Linked DNA regions of Homo sapiens: regions 1 and 3 are each linked to region 2. A link is a loop called in an ENCODE intact Hi-C map of the cell type or tissue named here. Cell type or tissue: ascending aorta. All regions are shown on one strand. Region 1 overlaps MTUS2 (microtubule associated scaffold protein 2). Region 2 holds the start of MTUS2 (microtubule associated scaffold protein 2). Region 3 overlaps MTUS2 (microtubule associated scaffold protein 2).

Region 1 (5,000 bases), 120 kb before region 2:
ATAAAGGAGAGTTCCCCTGCACAAGCTCTTTCTTGCCTGCCGCCACGTAAGACATGACTTAGCTCCTCCTTCACCTTCCACCATTGATTGTGAGGCCTCCCTAGCCATGGGAACTGTGAATCCATTAAACTTCTTTCCTTTATATATTACCCAGCGTTGGGTATGTCTTTGTTAGCAGCATGAAAACGGACTAAGACACTTACGTTCTCTTAGTTTTTTTTTTGTTTGTTTTTCACCTTTCCTAGTTTTTTCAGCAGGTGAACTGGTTTGCAAGAAACCAGTCCACCATCTCCAGAAGTAACACTAAAATTAAAATTTTATTTGGAAAAATTGCAATAGCAAAAAATTGATCCTGAACCAATAACTAATGAAAAATTATTTTGGAGCATAAAGCAAACACTCAATTTTATGTAGCATGGCAAACATTTGGAAACTGTTTTGTTGATGCTTCTTAAATATTACCCAAACTTTCCTTAGGCCTAAATACAGAAACAATTAGTATTGCAAAAAGCAATTCAGCCCCAGAGACATATGCTACACAAATTAAAACATGAAAATTCCCTTTTACACACAAAATATAAACAAACAGTCTTGAGTATTTAGCCTTTTATTTCTCCAGTTAAAAATGCCCCTAGTCTTTAGCTACCTGTTGCTCCCACACTAAAAACGTTCTGCAGTGGCTGTAAAGATACTGGCTTTTAAAAGTTAGCATCTGACAGGAAAGACACAATGTTTCAATACAAGGAAGAGCAGCAGTTGGGCAGAAGCAACCCAAATTTCCGGCCCAAAAGAGAAAACTGAGCTTAAGAACTAGGAAAGCTCAATGTAAAAAGCGAAACATTGTAAAGTTTGAGAGGAAACTGAAATGGAAATACAAAAATAGACTTGCTCAACAAAGAAGAGAAAGTGGTTACAGCGCTGAAGTATCAGATTACTTTGGTTAATTCCTGAAAAGTCTAGAAATGTGAAGCAGAATGAAGAAATTACAAGTGTAGAAATCTGATTGCACAGTCCACCTACTATCACATACCTATGCTATTAAGGGCAGAGAGTTCATTTGAAAAGCACAGTATTAAACGATGTTCACTTTTATGGATTCTCATTTTAAAGTAAATACAGCTATCTCATATGCCTTACAATGTCTTAAATTTAAAGTCTCAGTACGCCCGAAGCACTTAACTCGCTGGCTTATTTAGTCTTTAGTAAGGAAGGTGACTGGTAGAGTTAAAGTAAAACATTTGTCCTTTTTGTGCCTGTGTGAATCTCAATTTCTCCAATAAGTTCCCTTCTATTTCTAAAACTAAAAGATCCCATACAGAGAATTTGGGGGCATCTCATACTTGGGTACCACATGTTAGTAAGCAAGAAAAATTAGGCAAAATTATTTTTAATATAAAATGTTTCCTCCAGACTATAACCCCTAAAAAATCTAACCTTCTTTGCAGTATATATCCACTACTGATTTGAAAGAGGGCAAGAAAATATTCTTATCATTCTGATTAACACAACAATAATCATAAGACTATATATATTCTTTTTTAGCAAATTCTTTAGGAAATCAAAAAGACTATTTTTTTTTTTTTTGAGACAGAGTCTCACTCTGTCACCAGGCTGGAGTGCAGTGGCACAATCTCAGCTCACTGCAACCTCCACCTCTGGGTTCAAGTGATTCTCCCGCCTCAGCCTCCTGAGTAGCTAGGACTACAGGCACGCGACACCATGCCCAGCTAATTTTTGTATTTTTAGTAGAGACAGGTTTCACCATGTTGACCAGGATGGTCTCGATCTCCTGACCTCATGATCCGCTCGCCTTGGCCTCCCAAAGTGCCGGGATTGCAGACGTGAGCCACCGCACCCGGCCAAGACATTTTTAATAAAGTCAGCGATGTTTAACAATAAATTACACTTTGTTATATTCTCAGGAGCCTGCATGCACAAGGGATTGGATTAGGGAAGCATCCTCATTCCGAGGCATGCAGGACCTCTGGATAAATGGGAAAGTGTGGGTCAGTGGTTAGGAATCTCCATAAGTTGCTCTTCTTTTAAAGGAGTGAGGGTACCAAAGCTCCGGCCTATTAGGCTCAGTGTCTTCCTTCTTCAAGTCTTTGTCTTCAGACCTAGAGGTCAGCTGACCCAAATACTGGCCCCACCAGCCACAGGAGCCAGTCACTGTCCCCTTAACAGAAACCATGGCACCAAGAAGGTCACTGCACCCCACTCAGGGACACTCTAGGCTATGCTCTGAGGACACGCAGGACCCACCTACACTGTCCCAAAGTGGCCAGAAACCTGGGCTTTGTGCCAGGATGACAGCCATGACAGAGAGCTAGGAAGTCCATCAGGCGGTGTGAAACTGTGTCCAGAGTTGGTTCCTTCCAGTGGGTTCTTGGTATCCCTGACTTCAAGAATGAAGCCAGGGACCTTCGCTTATAGCTCTTAAAGAGAGCAGGGACCCAAAAATTGAGCAGCACAAGATCTATTGTGAAAAGCGAAAGAACAAAGCTTCCACAGTGTGGAAGGGGACCTCAGCGGGTTGCCGCTGATGGCTGGGGTGGCCAGCTTTTATTCCCTTAATTGTCCCCTGCCCATGTCCTGCTGATTGGTCCATTTTACAGAGCACTGATTGGTCCATTTTACAGTGTGCTAGTTGGTCCATTTTACAGAGTGCTTACTGGTCCATCTTACAGAGTGCTGATTGGTGCATTTTACAAACCTCTAGCTACCTACAGTGTGTTGATTGGTGCATTTTACAATCCTAGCTACAGAGTGCTGATTGGTGCATTTTACAATTCTCTTGTAAGACAGAAAAGTTCTCCAAGTTCCCACTCGACCCAGGAAGTCCAGTTGGCTTCACCTCTCAAAATCACCCTCCTCCTTCTGAGCATCACTGTTATTTCAGTCTATAGCCACAAGAACTGACTCCCCTAATAATCCTTCAAATCAAATTCTGCCCCTATTTCCTCCACAACCCCAGCAGTTCTCTTTAAGAAGTAAAAAGTACATCCCATACAGAAGGTCACATCATGTTGTTACAGCACAAAGGAACAAACCGGAACTCCCAAGTAGCAGAAGCCACACACCATTTTGAATATTAACAGACAGGCTTCCCCTGCCCACTGCACACTTTCCTCCACCACAAGGTCTTCATTCAGGCAACTGAGCATTCGGCACCATCTCTTCAGGATCAACATCTCAGAAGAAAGCAGAAGACAACCCAATCAATTCTTGGCTTTTGGGTTTCAAAGCCTCAGGGGACACCGGAAATGCCTGATGAGAAAAAGGCTAACTTGTCACACCCCACACGCCCTCCTCCAACGCTGCCAGACAGGACAGATTCTCCGTACTGAGGTGGAAGGGGAAGCCAGGAAGGAGTAGCTGCAGGTTCCAGAGGAAGGCACTCCATGTTCTTCCCCCAAGCCACACCAGACACTCAGTCCCATCCAACGAGCTCACCAAAAGGCACAGGCACCGCAGGAAAGCAAAGAGGCCAGCACCACCGCTGCCTTAGCTGTGAGCCACAGGCACCCCTAGAGACTCCTAGAGATAAGGAGCAATTGAAGGCCCTGTAAAACTAGGTCAGGATTAAAGTCAGATAAAGCATTTTTATCTCCAAGTAAAACATGCAGTCAAAATAAATCCATATTACAATTGTAAAAGGAAGAAAACTTATAAACCAAGTTGACTTTCAAAGGCTTAGGGTGCAGGGGTAGGGGGTGCTAGTTCGAGGTGACAAAGGTACCAGCATGCTGGCATGACACCTGCTTTCCCGCTAACATCACATAATCATGCAAACATCATGGCAACTAACGAAGTCCCTCCTGCTCAGGGCCTGTAAAAGAACATGGTGAGGCATGATTTCAATTCAGAGTACCTCTTTATTTCCCTAATACAAAATCTTGCCTCAAAAAACGAGTCTGGGCCAGGCCTGGTGGCTCACACCTGTAATCCCAGCACTTTGAGAGGCCAAGACGGAAGGATCACTTAAGGCCAGGAGTTCAAGACCAGTCTGGGCAACAGAGCGAGATCCCATCTCTACAAAAAGTTTAAAAATTAGCCAGATATGGTGCTACAAGCCTGTGGTCCCAGCTACTCAGGAGGTTGAGGTAAGAGGATCATGAGCCCAGGAGGTCCAGGCCGCAGTGAGTTATGATCACACCACTGCACTCGGGCAACCCAGACAGACTCTGTCTCTTAAAAAAAAAAATGAGCCTGGTCTTTGGAATGTTTGCACCCTGAGGCTGAGTTAAAATGTTTATAATTGCATTTGCTTTCCTTCTGGGTAGTGCCCTAAGACCAGGCTCATCAGACAATAATCCATGGAGACTCAAGGATGGGGCTTGCCAGGAGCAGCATATAATCCCAGAAAGTAACCACGAGAGGACAGCATGTAATCATTATTGCTGTCAGTACAGTCACTTATACATATGTGTATAATGGAACTATAAATGTGTTCCAGAGGACTTGTCTGCAATATTTCAAAACCAAAGGAGAAAAAAAAAAGGCTTTGGTGAGGATGTAGAACAAGTAGAAGTACAAACACTGCTCACAGTAGTGTAAATTGGTACAACCACTTGCAAAAACTTTGGAATTCTCTCCTAAAACTCAACATACGTTTGGCAATCTCTCCTAAAACTCAACATATGTACATCCTATGACTCAGCAATTTTACTCCTGTTTAGAACAAAAGAAATGGACAAAAATGTTCATAACAACATCATGCAGAATAGCTGAAAAACCTAGAAACAACCCGAATGTCCCTAAACAGTAGAATGGATAAAGTGTGGGCTATTCATACTATAGGACACTTCACAGCAATGAAGAAAAGAACTACAAAATGTCATGTGCTGAAGTGACAGTGTACAGCAAAAGAAGCCAGACACACAAGTGCACCTGATCAATGATTACATCTGCACAAACAAGAAGCATGGGCAAAAAAAAAAAAAAAAAAAAAAAAAAACGCTATGGAGATGAAACAAGTGGTCACCTACGGGTGGAAAGGG
Region 2 (5,000 bases):
GTCAACTATGATATTGTACAGATTTTTTTCATCTTTTCAGATGACAAAAATTAAACTAAGAATAGGCAATTTTATAAGTTAATACTTGAACACAGGTTTGAAGACAGGGATAGATTCAGGGTCTGTGGAACCTTGGGTTTATATAATTGGGGGGTGGGAATATAGAAAGAGTACTCTCCTTATTTAAAAAAAAAATCCAAAAGTACAAATACAAACTCAGGGATGACCACATGAACACACTGCCAGTGCCCCTCCCAGAGGGCTCCAAAGAAGCCTCTGTGACGGAGGGACCTGAGGCTTAGGTTCATTAGCTCCCCAGTCGATCTGCCTCTGCTGGAGATAGAAAGGACTAGAGAGGTTTCTGCCACAGCATTCAAATCTCTAGAAAATCGCTAAGCATAACAGTCTTCTATTACATCAATCCCCCAGATGCTATTCTTACCTCTCTTTCACAAACCACCATCCCTGCTGTTCCCTCCAATTTGGCAACAGCAATTCATTATAAAAGTGCGTATGCCGGAGTGGGTTTCGGCATCCTCCTGGATTTTGGCTTTAACAGTCTAGTTCCGTGTCAATTATGTAATAGCCCAAACAGGGAGTTTAATGGAGTACCAAAAGCACAGTCATAGCTCTTACATAAGCCTTCATAAACCATCCATAAGATCTGCTCCTAGATTTGGATATTTGGGATTACATAAGGGAGACAGAAAACACTGACTCAGAGGCCAGGTTTCTTTCTGACCTTAAAAACAATAAAAACTTTTTGCACTTAATTTACTAGTTTATAGTAAAAGTTTTTAATTTGATATGGAAAATAATCTTTCCTATGACTTACTTTACCGTGTAAACATAAATGAATATCCTGCCACTACTACTCAACTTTCATTGGTACTTCTGCAAATGAAATATATCACTTAAGATTCCCGTAAGTATTCTACATGGAATTATGGGTCCCTAATAAACATCAACTACTCTTCGCAGGAAAATCAAGAAAGAGCATTTAGACAAAACACAAAAGTCTACATGCTGTAATTCTCTGATGTGTCCCCTTTCCAATACCATTTTTTTCTTCCCATGTTTCTAACAACGTATTTTTGACTTACCTTAAACCACTGTAGCAACACCATAGGCTACAGAAAGTGACAATACAATGCTCCACAATGGGTCTCACCCCTGGCTACACGTTAGAATCACCAGGAAAGCTTTTTAACATTACAGGTATCAAGGTATCAGCCCAGACCAATTAGAACAGAATACTGGGTGGAGGAGGGACAAGGGCTGTTCCCAGCCATCAGTATATCTGATGTTTTCTACTTTTGTATTTTTACCTGAAAAAAATAGCCATAAATGTGAGTACTGGTTTTGGGGCCTGGGGAAAGGGAAGGGAAAGAGAGACACATCTTTAATAACTGGCAACTCACAATTACTAAGTTTCCATCAGAGATAAAAATAAAATCATTCAATAGTTTGAAAACTAGAAAGTATACATGTAGGATCTTTTTATCAATAAGTAGTCAAAGAATTCTCACCAATTCCTAATAGACTTTACAAAACCAATTTTTTAATGCTTTACAATTATACCTAATGACTTTTTTAATATAGGGTCCTATATTATCTTAAAAGGGTACCTCAAGCTAAGACCACTGCTTATCTCCAAGTAAACTAAAAGCATGACACTCTCTTCTTAGGTGCTCTGGTAATCACACATAACTTTACCAATGAGCAAATTTTTTTAAGCATTTATATAACAGAGAGTACAGGCGCCTTTGGTATCCTGCCAAGAGTACTTCTTTCCGTGTTTGTATTTAAAATAGAATGGTAGTAACATCACTTGTGTGCCTGTAATTCCTTCTGTGCACAGGCACAGAATGAAAAAAAAAAATGGATGTAGCAAGCCGCTTCACTGCTTTACCATTATAAAGCTTGAAGGAAATAACACACTCATACTAAATTAAGACGAAGACTCAGACCAAATTATCCAAAGCTGGGGGTGGGTAGGGGAGAACTCGCCTTAACTAACCTACCAACGCCTCTAAAGCAGTGGGTGTTGAACCTGGCAGCAAGCGAAGGTGCCAAAAGAGCTGCAGTCCCTAAGCCAGAGCAGGTGATGTGGGCAGGAAGCATCAGCGCTCTGGAGACGAGAAGCCGAACCAGCCCGGCGCTGCCCCGAGCCCGGCTGCGCGCTCCCCAACTCCGCTCACCTGTCTCCGGCGGGTCCAGAGGGCGGCAGCAGAGCCAGCCGACCCCACCGGACCGCGCAGCAGAGGATTCGCTCACCTGGGTCAAAAAGAGCCAAGAAAGATGTAATGTCCAAGAGGCCACCACTGCCCTCACGGAGACGCTCATCTCGGGCCGGGTTCCGCCACGCTGCTTCCTCCTCCTCTCCAGCTCGAGTTTTCTATTTACCGACAGGTCTGTACTCCGCTAAGCGGTCAAGGGTTTCCGCAGAAGGGGGGAGATAAACTTGCCCTGAGAGCCGGCGGCGGCGGCGCAGGTGGAGCGCGAGGGGCGCCCCCGCACCTGGAGCCGCCGGCGCTCGCTATCACCTCTGCCCGCCCACGCCCGCGCCGCGGCTGCGCTCCGCTCCGCGCCCCCGCACTCACCTCGGCGCAGGCACCGCCCAGGCCGCCGCCCCCGCTCGAGGGCCGGGGCGCAGCCGGGGACCGGAGCCGCCCGCACGACGCCCAGGCGCTCCCGGCTCCGCCGCGGCCGCGGCTGCTCCTCCAGCCGCCTCGCCTGGACAAAGAGAAGCCGCGGGGCCGGCGGCCGCCCAGCCCAACCTTCGCAGCGCGCCACGCAGCCGGCGCGCCTCGCCCGCGAGGTGCCGTCCGCGGTGACAGTGGCCGGGCGGCGAGCGGGCCCGAGCGGTAGGCGGCGCGGGGCAGCTGATGCGCGCACCCCCTCCCGGCCGCCCGGAGACGCACTCGCCGAGACCCAGGCGCCTCCTCCCGGCCCGCGCTCCGCGCCCCGCGCCCCGCGTCGCAGCTCCGCAGCCGGGAGCCGTAGCGCCCTCTGCCGACGGCCCCTGCGCCCGCTCCTGCGCGCGCGCCTGCCCGCCCCAGCCCCAGCCCCAGCCCCAGCCCCAGCCCCAGCCCCAGCCCCCGCCCCCGCCCCAGCTCCCGCCTCAGCCCCAGCCCCAGCTCCAGCCCCAGACCCAGACCCAGACCCAGCCTCCGCAGGCGGTGGGCGCGGCGCGGGCCGCTGCCCGCTGCGCGGCTGGTCACCGTGGTGCCCTAGCATCGGACCCCAGGAGAAAGGAGTAAGAATGAGTTGGCCGTTCCAGGGCAGGCCTCCAGGAATGGGTTCCGCTGTTTTCCGCTCAGAACAGAAGAGGGAGCCGCTTCGAATTAGGCGCAGCAGGAGGCATTGGGGTTCAGCATCGGGAAGAACTTTGGAGGACGCTAGGGTGCCTGATTCATAGGAGCCCAAAGCCAGTCTCTGAAAAGATTTGCGCAAAAGGCAGGCGTTTCTTTCTAGAAGCAAGCTTATTTCTATGTTTAATGAGCACCAAATGTGCCTCCCCACTGTCCGAGGGGTTCCAGCGAGCCTTGACTGCTCTTATGGTAAGGTAAATAGATTAATTAATGATTTCTCAAAGACCTTTTTCCAGTCCTACCTGAAATGCTCAGACTCCCTCACGCGGTGCACCTGGAGGTTTGAAAAGGCAAGCGAAACCAGAGGACTTCTGCAGACTGATTCAAACAGCAATGGAATAAACATTTACCATTATAAAGATGAAACGATGTTGCTGGTCTTTGCACTATTTAGGTTGGCGTTTTTTGTTTTTAGGGGATGTCTTTCCAAACCACTGTGTTAACCAATACTTTATGACAGTTAATTTTTTTTTTTAACCAACTGGACTACTTGGTGAAGGGAAATCATGAAATGGCACTTTTTTTTTTCAGACCACTGTCTTTAAAAATTATTCCAGAAGCTCTCCCTTCTCCCCTGGAAGAATCTGGGGCAAATTTCATAGCTTTTCCTGTCACTTTCAGGTGTTCATAAACAGTCAGATTTGCTGATAATAAAAAGTCCAGCCCAATCCAAATCAAAACTTTAATCGCAATCCATTCAAGCCTTCCCCACTAGCCTCCCACCACCCACCAGACCCCAACCTGACCCAAGCTCAGAAGCCTGCAAGGAGGAGGAAAACGACCTTCGCTTCCTGCTTCTGTGTTCTCCCCAGCTAGCTCTGTGAAGACGGGTTCCACCGCCGGGCACGGAGGCTCACGCTTGTAATCCCAGCACTTTGGGAGGCTGAGGCCGGTGGATTACTTGAGGTCAGGAGTTCGAGACCAGCCTGGCCAACATGGTGAAACCCTGTCTCTACTAAAAATACAAAAATTAGCTGGGTGTGGTGGCGTGCACCTGCAATTCCATCTCCTCAGGAGAATTGCTTGAACCTGGGAGGTGGAAGTTGCAATGAGCCGAGATCATGCCACTGCACTCCAACTGGGCGACAGAGCAAGCCTCTGTCAAAAAAAGAAGCCGGATGCGGTGGCTCACGCCTATAATCTCAGCACTTTGGGAGGCCGAGGTGGATGAATCACGAGGTCAAGAGATCGAGACCATCCTGGCCAACGTGGTGAAACCCCGTCTCTATGAAAAATACAAAAAGTTTAGCTGGACATGGTGCCACATGCCTCTAGGCTCCTCTACTCGGAGGCTGAGGCAGGAGAATCGCTTGAACCCGGGAGGTGGAGGTTGCAGTTCACGGAGATCGCTCCACTGCACTCCAGCCTGGCGACAGAGCGAGATCCGTTTCAAAAAAAAAAAAAACACTGGTTTCTCAAGTTGGGCAGGGTGGGGTTCTGACCCTGCAACTTCAGCCTCAGCTTCACTGGTGGTCAGCCTCATTCAGGCCCTCTGCAAGGCACCATGCCCTGGCAGTCAGTCCCAGCTACCTTCCACCACGTGCGTGCTGACCCACGGACACCAACTGGCATTTGGCCCATCACGCTATAGAAGTGCAGGCCACTGTCACTGCAGTTCTCTTTTCT
Region 3 (5,000 bases), 310 kb before region 2:
ATATATCAATAAAAAAAACTACAAAGTAAAAATAAGTTTGAAAATGGAAAGAAAACAGTCATCTTTACTAAATAGGCTGAACCTCTTTGTTTAAACAACAATGATATGAAGAAGACAAGGTAGATTTGCTTGGGAAACATATTCTAAGTGGAAAGATCACCCTCCAGTCTTTTGCACAGGGAATCCAACCTTCGGGAAAGGTTGCCATCATGAGCCCAAATGTTCGTTTTATAAATGCAATTATGAAAAAAAGACCAGCATACAGAATCTGGACTCTGGCCCAATGACAGAAATACAGAATTACAGTTCTCTCAAATAACAGAGCTAAATGACAGCCAGTCCTTTCTGAATCTGGAATGTCATTCCGGATGGGGAAAAAAAAAAAAAAAAAAGACTGCCAGGGGAAAACAGTTCCATTCCAATACCTGAATATATGAGTAATCATAGTACTAAATATTTATAAACCAGAGAAAGTGCACAGAGTGTCCGCAATTCCACAGAAATGCACTTGCCACCACATTTAGAGAAATCTAAAGAAATGTTCTACAAGGCCCGACATTTAGGGCAATGGTTTGAACTAAACCTTTGTTTTATCATTTACAATTTCCTTTTAAACTAGGGTCATCCTTTGATGCACAATATAAAGGCATCAAAGATGAAGGTTTTCCTCATTATCTTATTTTTTATGTAATCACCGAATACATTTAGACTTTGTTCAGTTTTATATATATGAAACACCCAGGCATTGATCAAAACACCCAGACATGGATCAAAACTGAAAGTAGGCACAGAGTGAGGAATACAGTTGAAGGCAACCTGGCATTTTTTTTATGTTTGAATTAACAACATGAGTGACACATGGCTAGCATCAAAAATTTTAAATAATGATTAGAAGATAAAGAAAAAAACTAAAATTACCCCAAATGCCACCATTCATAAATATTCACTGTTGACTTTGGGAAATTATATTTTTCATCCTTGCTCATGTAAAGATTGCCAGTTCTTTATTTCCCTTTTCATTGAGGTGTATAATTCACCTTCCGTAAGATTTTCAAAATCATGTTATTGACATTTAATGTATATGCACTCACATTTTCTGGTATTTATAATGCGAAATAATCCTGAAGACCTCTTTTGCCCATCCTTTCCTCTCCTTCCTGTCGCCATCTGAGTCCCTCTGCATCATCTGTCTCTGGGCGATTCCTAACCGGTTTCCTCTCCTTGAGTTTCACCTTCTCTAACCCACTCCCTTTGCCGCCTATTATGTGGTCTTTAATTCATAAATCCAACTCACTCCTCATTGAACATTATTTTCTGGTCCCGCTGCATGTCTTCACGGCCTGAGAAAGGCCTGCCTGCCCAGCAGTGGCCCAGGAGGTCTAATCCCATCTCGCTGCTGCAATGTGTCATGCCTCTACAAATTCACATGGCTATTCTGTCTGTCTGTCCCACCTGCAAACTCAACTGATCCTTCAAATTTGTCTCTTCTTCTACTGCCTTCTTTGATGTCTCAAACTTAGACACCTTTCTAATACATTCAATTCCTCTGTACGCACCTCCATTACGCATCACATCAACATTTGCTTCAACACTGATCTCACCAGCCTGCAGCTCTGGAAAAGCAGGGATAGGTTCTTTTCAGGTTTGTACGTATAGCACTTTGCGAGGTATGTGCCATACCCCCAAAATTCAATAAACATCTGTTGAATACACTAATCTGTAAAACCACGCTGCTTAGCAGGAAAAATGGAAGTATTCAATATTAACTAAGCTATGGGACAAGCACATGGAGAAATGTGGCTCCTGCCAGTGAGCAGCTATCGGATCAGAGGAGAATCAGGGCAAGCGGGGCCCGGTGCAGCCATGTGCAAGCTGTGAGAGGCTGCAGTCAGCCCTGTCCAGAGACAGAATCAGCAGAATATGAAACACACACATGCACAGAGATTTCAAAAAATGAGATTACCCAATTATGGGGGCTGACAAAGCCAAAATCCACTGTGCAAGCCTACAGGGTGGAAACTTGGGGGCAGGAGCTGATGTTGCAGTCTTGAGGCACAATTTCTTTCTCTTCAGGGAAGCCTCAGTTTTGCTCTTTAAGGCCTTTGAAATGATTGGATGAGGCTCACCCAGGCTAAAGAAGATAACTTCTTTTTCTTAAAGTCAGCAAATTATAGATGTTAAGGACATCTACAACATACCTCCATGGTAACATCTAGATTCACATCCAAGTGAATAAGTGGGTACTCTGGCCTAAATGAGTGTCCAGTGAATAACTGGGTACTCAGGCCTAGCCATGTTGACACAGAAAACTGACCAACCCAGAGGGGAAATCCAGGGAGTGTGGAAGGACAGGACAGAGACCTCTCACTCACACTTGGGCAGGGGGAGGGGGCATGATATCAGGTAAGGATCTCTGGAGGAAGTGCTACTAAAGCTAAGGTTTTAAGGCTGAAGAACAAGTTAGGTGGTGTGGGAGCAGCTCAATGGCTGGGGCCAGGAGCAGGTGAGCAAGACGCATGTGGGTACACAAGAGACACCCAGGAGCCCAGACGGAGAGGGCACCCAAGACAGCACCTGGGGCAGAGGCTGGTGATCAGAGCACTGAACACTGACTGAGCACTGACCACATGCCCACCACTGTCCAGTGTGCTTTACATGCATTTTCTCTTTAATCCTCACAATCGCCCTGTGATATGGGTACCATTAACCACATGTGCTGATGAGAAAACTGGTGTACAAAGTGGCCAGTGAACTTTCCAAGGTCTCCCAGCTCCTGAGTAGAGACGCAGGACCCCAACATAGGCATTCTAAGGTCTTCAGGTTGTAGGATGAAGTAGAGCAGGGGTGTCCAATATGTAGCTTCCCTGGGCCACATTGAAAGAAGAATTGTCTTGGGCCACACATAAAATATACTAACAACAGCTGATGAGCTAAAATTTAAAAAAAAAAATCACAAAAAAATCTCATAAGGTTTTAAGAAAGTTTACGAATTTATGTTGGGTCACATTCAAACCCATCCTGGGCTGCATGGAGCCAGGAGGTTGCAGGTTGGACAAGCTCGAAGTAAAGGGCAGAGATGAAGAAATTACTTTAGCTTTGGATAGAAACAGGAAAGCAGAGCTAAAGACAGGTAGAGCGAGAGGGGTAAGTGGCAGTAAAATGGGAATTCTGTAGTGTGGTGGAGGTTTGGAGTAGCCACTGTGGAAAATGAGGCGAGAAATGAAAGAATGGGAAATACGGCTGTAGGTTAGCACAGAGAACAAAGATTTCAGAGGCTGACAAGGCACAGGATGTGACTACACGTATGAACTCTTCACATGGGATTGAAGGTTACTGCAGTCATAGAGGTAAGGAACTGAAAAGACCTCCTCCCCGTGGGTTCTCAGTAAAGGGCAGGAGTTAAGGGAAAGAGGAAGTGCAGGTATGAGGACAGCCCACCAACCTCATTTTTGGTATATGGAGAAGTTAAATGCGTGTCAAAGTAGTTCACATACATAGCTATATTCCTCTCCTCACTGTCTACTCCAGATAGTCTGTTAAAGACAGTGAACACAGCAGTCTGAGTAGAATATACAGTTCTTGCTTCAGAAGAAAAGAGAATCCCCAATTATGGCTATCCTTTGGCCAATCCAGTGGAATCATTTCAATTTTGTACATTTGCCACTGACTTTATTTCTGTGGATCACAGAATTCAGTAAGGGGATGCCTCAAACAGAAAGCTGTCTCATTTAAGTCTGTTCTGTGGCTCTGTGCAGGAAGTGAACTGAGTAATCTAACTATTGTCTTTGTTTGCTAAGTTTAACCAAAAAGAAGTCCTCTGGGTTTAAAAAATCATCATGAAATAAAGAGTTTGCCTTTTAACAACTTCATTTTACTGAGTGATTTTTATAACTTCCCAGGTAAAGCTATTAGTTTTCAGAGTGTAAATCCTGCGGCAGGTTGCCTCTGGGCTCTTGAAAAACCTAAGGTGCTTTGGCTAAGAAAACAAAACACAGGAGTGGCTGCATGAAACCGTTCATGTAGAAACAGCACAGCATATTCTTGACAAAGTGTTCATATTATTCAATAAAGTAGCTAGAAATGAAAACATTTAGATTCAACGTTTCTTCTTTCATTTTAGGAGATACGAAATTAATGTTAGATTTGCTTCTGTTGACAGCAGTCATGTTGCTTGGCAACCTTAAGTGTTTCTTGGGTTGAATTGCAAACGACTCAAGCAGCTACTCATTTTAAACCAAGGAAGCTGCTCAAGAAGTTCAATGTGATGCCTATCACATACCCCATCACTCACACTGATGCAAGAGATTTATTTGTAAGATGCTACCACTATTGGATGTAAACACCTACACCCCATTGGCCCTACAAGCTGTCCTATAGTTATCAAAGTGACATTTTAGCCCACTTGATTTAGTTTTCTATTTCTTTATTAACAACTAAATAATTGGCTGACATTGGACATTTAAAATTTATTTTCTAACTGTGGTAAAATTCACATAATATAATTTTACTATTTTTAAGTGTAAAGTTCAGTGGTATTAAGTACATTTACATTGTTGTGCAACAATTACAACCATCCATCTCCAGAATTTTTGCATCTTCCCAAAGTGACACTCTATACCTGTTAAACAGTAACTTCCCATTCCTCCTTCTCTTTAGCCCCTGACAACCCCATTTTACTTTCCGTCTCTATGAATCTGAGTACTCCAGGTACCTCCTATTAGTGGAATCATGCAGTATTTATTTGTCCTTTGTGTCTGGCTTATTTCACTCAGCACAATGTACTCAAGGTTCACCCATGTTGTAGCATGTGTCAGAATTTCTTTTCCTTTTAAGGCTGAATTGTCTTCTGCTATATGGATAAATGACATTTTGTTTATCCATTCATCCATCAATGGTTACTTGGTCTGTTACCACCTCTTGACTGTTGTGAATAATACAACTAGGAACATGGATACATAAATATCTCTTCACAAGCCTGCTTTCACATTTTTGGGGTATAT

What was found. Hi-C counts contacts between places; a loop is a spot of excess contacts. Peaks named below come from ENCODE experiments on the same cell type or tissue, not always from the same donor. Only the 100,000 strongest peaks of a DNase experiment are listed, where the experiment ranks them.
Region 1: a loop joins it to region 2, with 3 times the contacts of the local background. A loop is called at or near these places in 2 of 110 quality-filtered maps.
Region 3: it touches region 2 in a loop (3-fold over the local background); 2 of 110 quality-filtered maps call a loop at or near these places.

The regions. Positions count from the first base shown.
Region 1 is chr13:28,934,964-28,939,963 of GRCh38, reverse strand. The region is part of intron 2 of MTUS2 (microtubule associated scaffold protein 2); the gene reads right to left. Among named protein-coding and RNA genes, the nearest start is that of MTUS2, 120 kb to the right of the region's middle. In ascending aorta, no CTCF peak of the experiment used is centred here; no DNase peak of the experiment used is centred here; H3K4me3 peaks cover 742 bases; H3K27ac peaks cover 1,278 bases.
Region 2 is chr13:28,817,889-28,822,888 of GRCh38, reverse strand. MTUS2 (microtubule associated scaffold protein 2) reads right to left here and starts at 2,550. Exons shown (of 16, transcript NM_001033602.4): 1 at 2,278-2,550. RefSeq lists silencers at 2,576-2,645, 2,736-3,085 and an enhancer at 2,176-2,676. In ascending aorta, CTCF peaks have their summits at 2,219 and 2,968 (motif pointing left); DNase peaks (open chromatin) are centred at 2,363, 2,938 and 3,312; H3K4me3 peaks cover 3,846 bases; H3K27ac peaks cover 2,363 bases.
Region 3 is chr13:29,124,582-29,129,581 of GRCh38, reverse strand. The region is part of intron 5 of MTUS2 (microtubule associated scaffold protein 2); the gene reads right to left. All of the region lies in intron 1 of LOC124903144 (a long non-coding RNA gene), which reads left to right. Among named protein-coding and RNA genes, the nearest start is that of MTUS2-AS2, 120 kb to the left of the region's middle. In ascending aorta, no CTCF peak of the experiment used is centred here; no DNase peak of the experiment used is centred here; H3K27ac peaks cover 3,661 bases.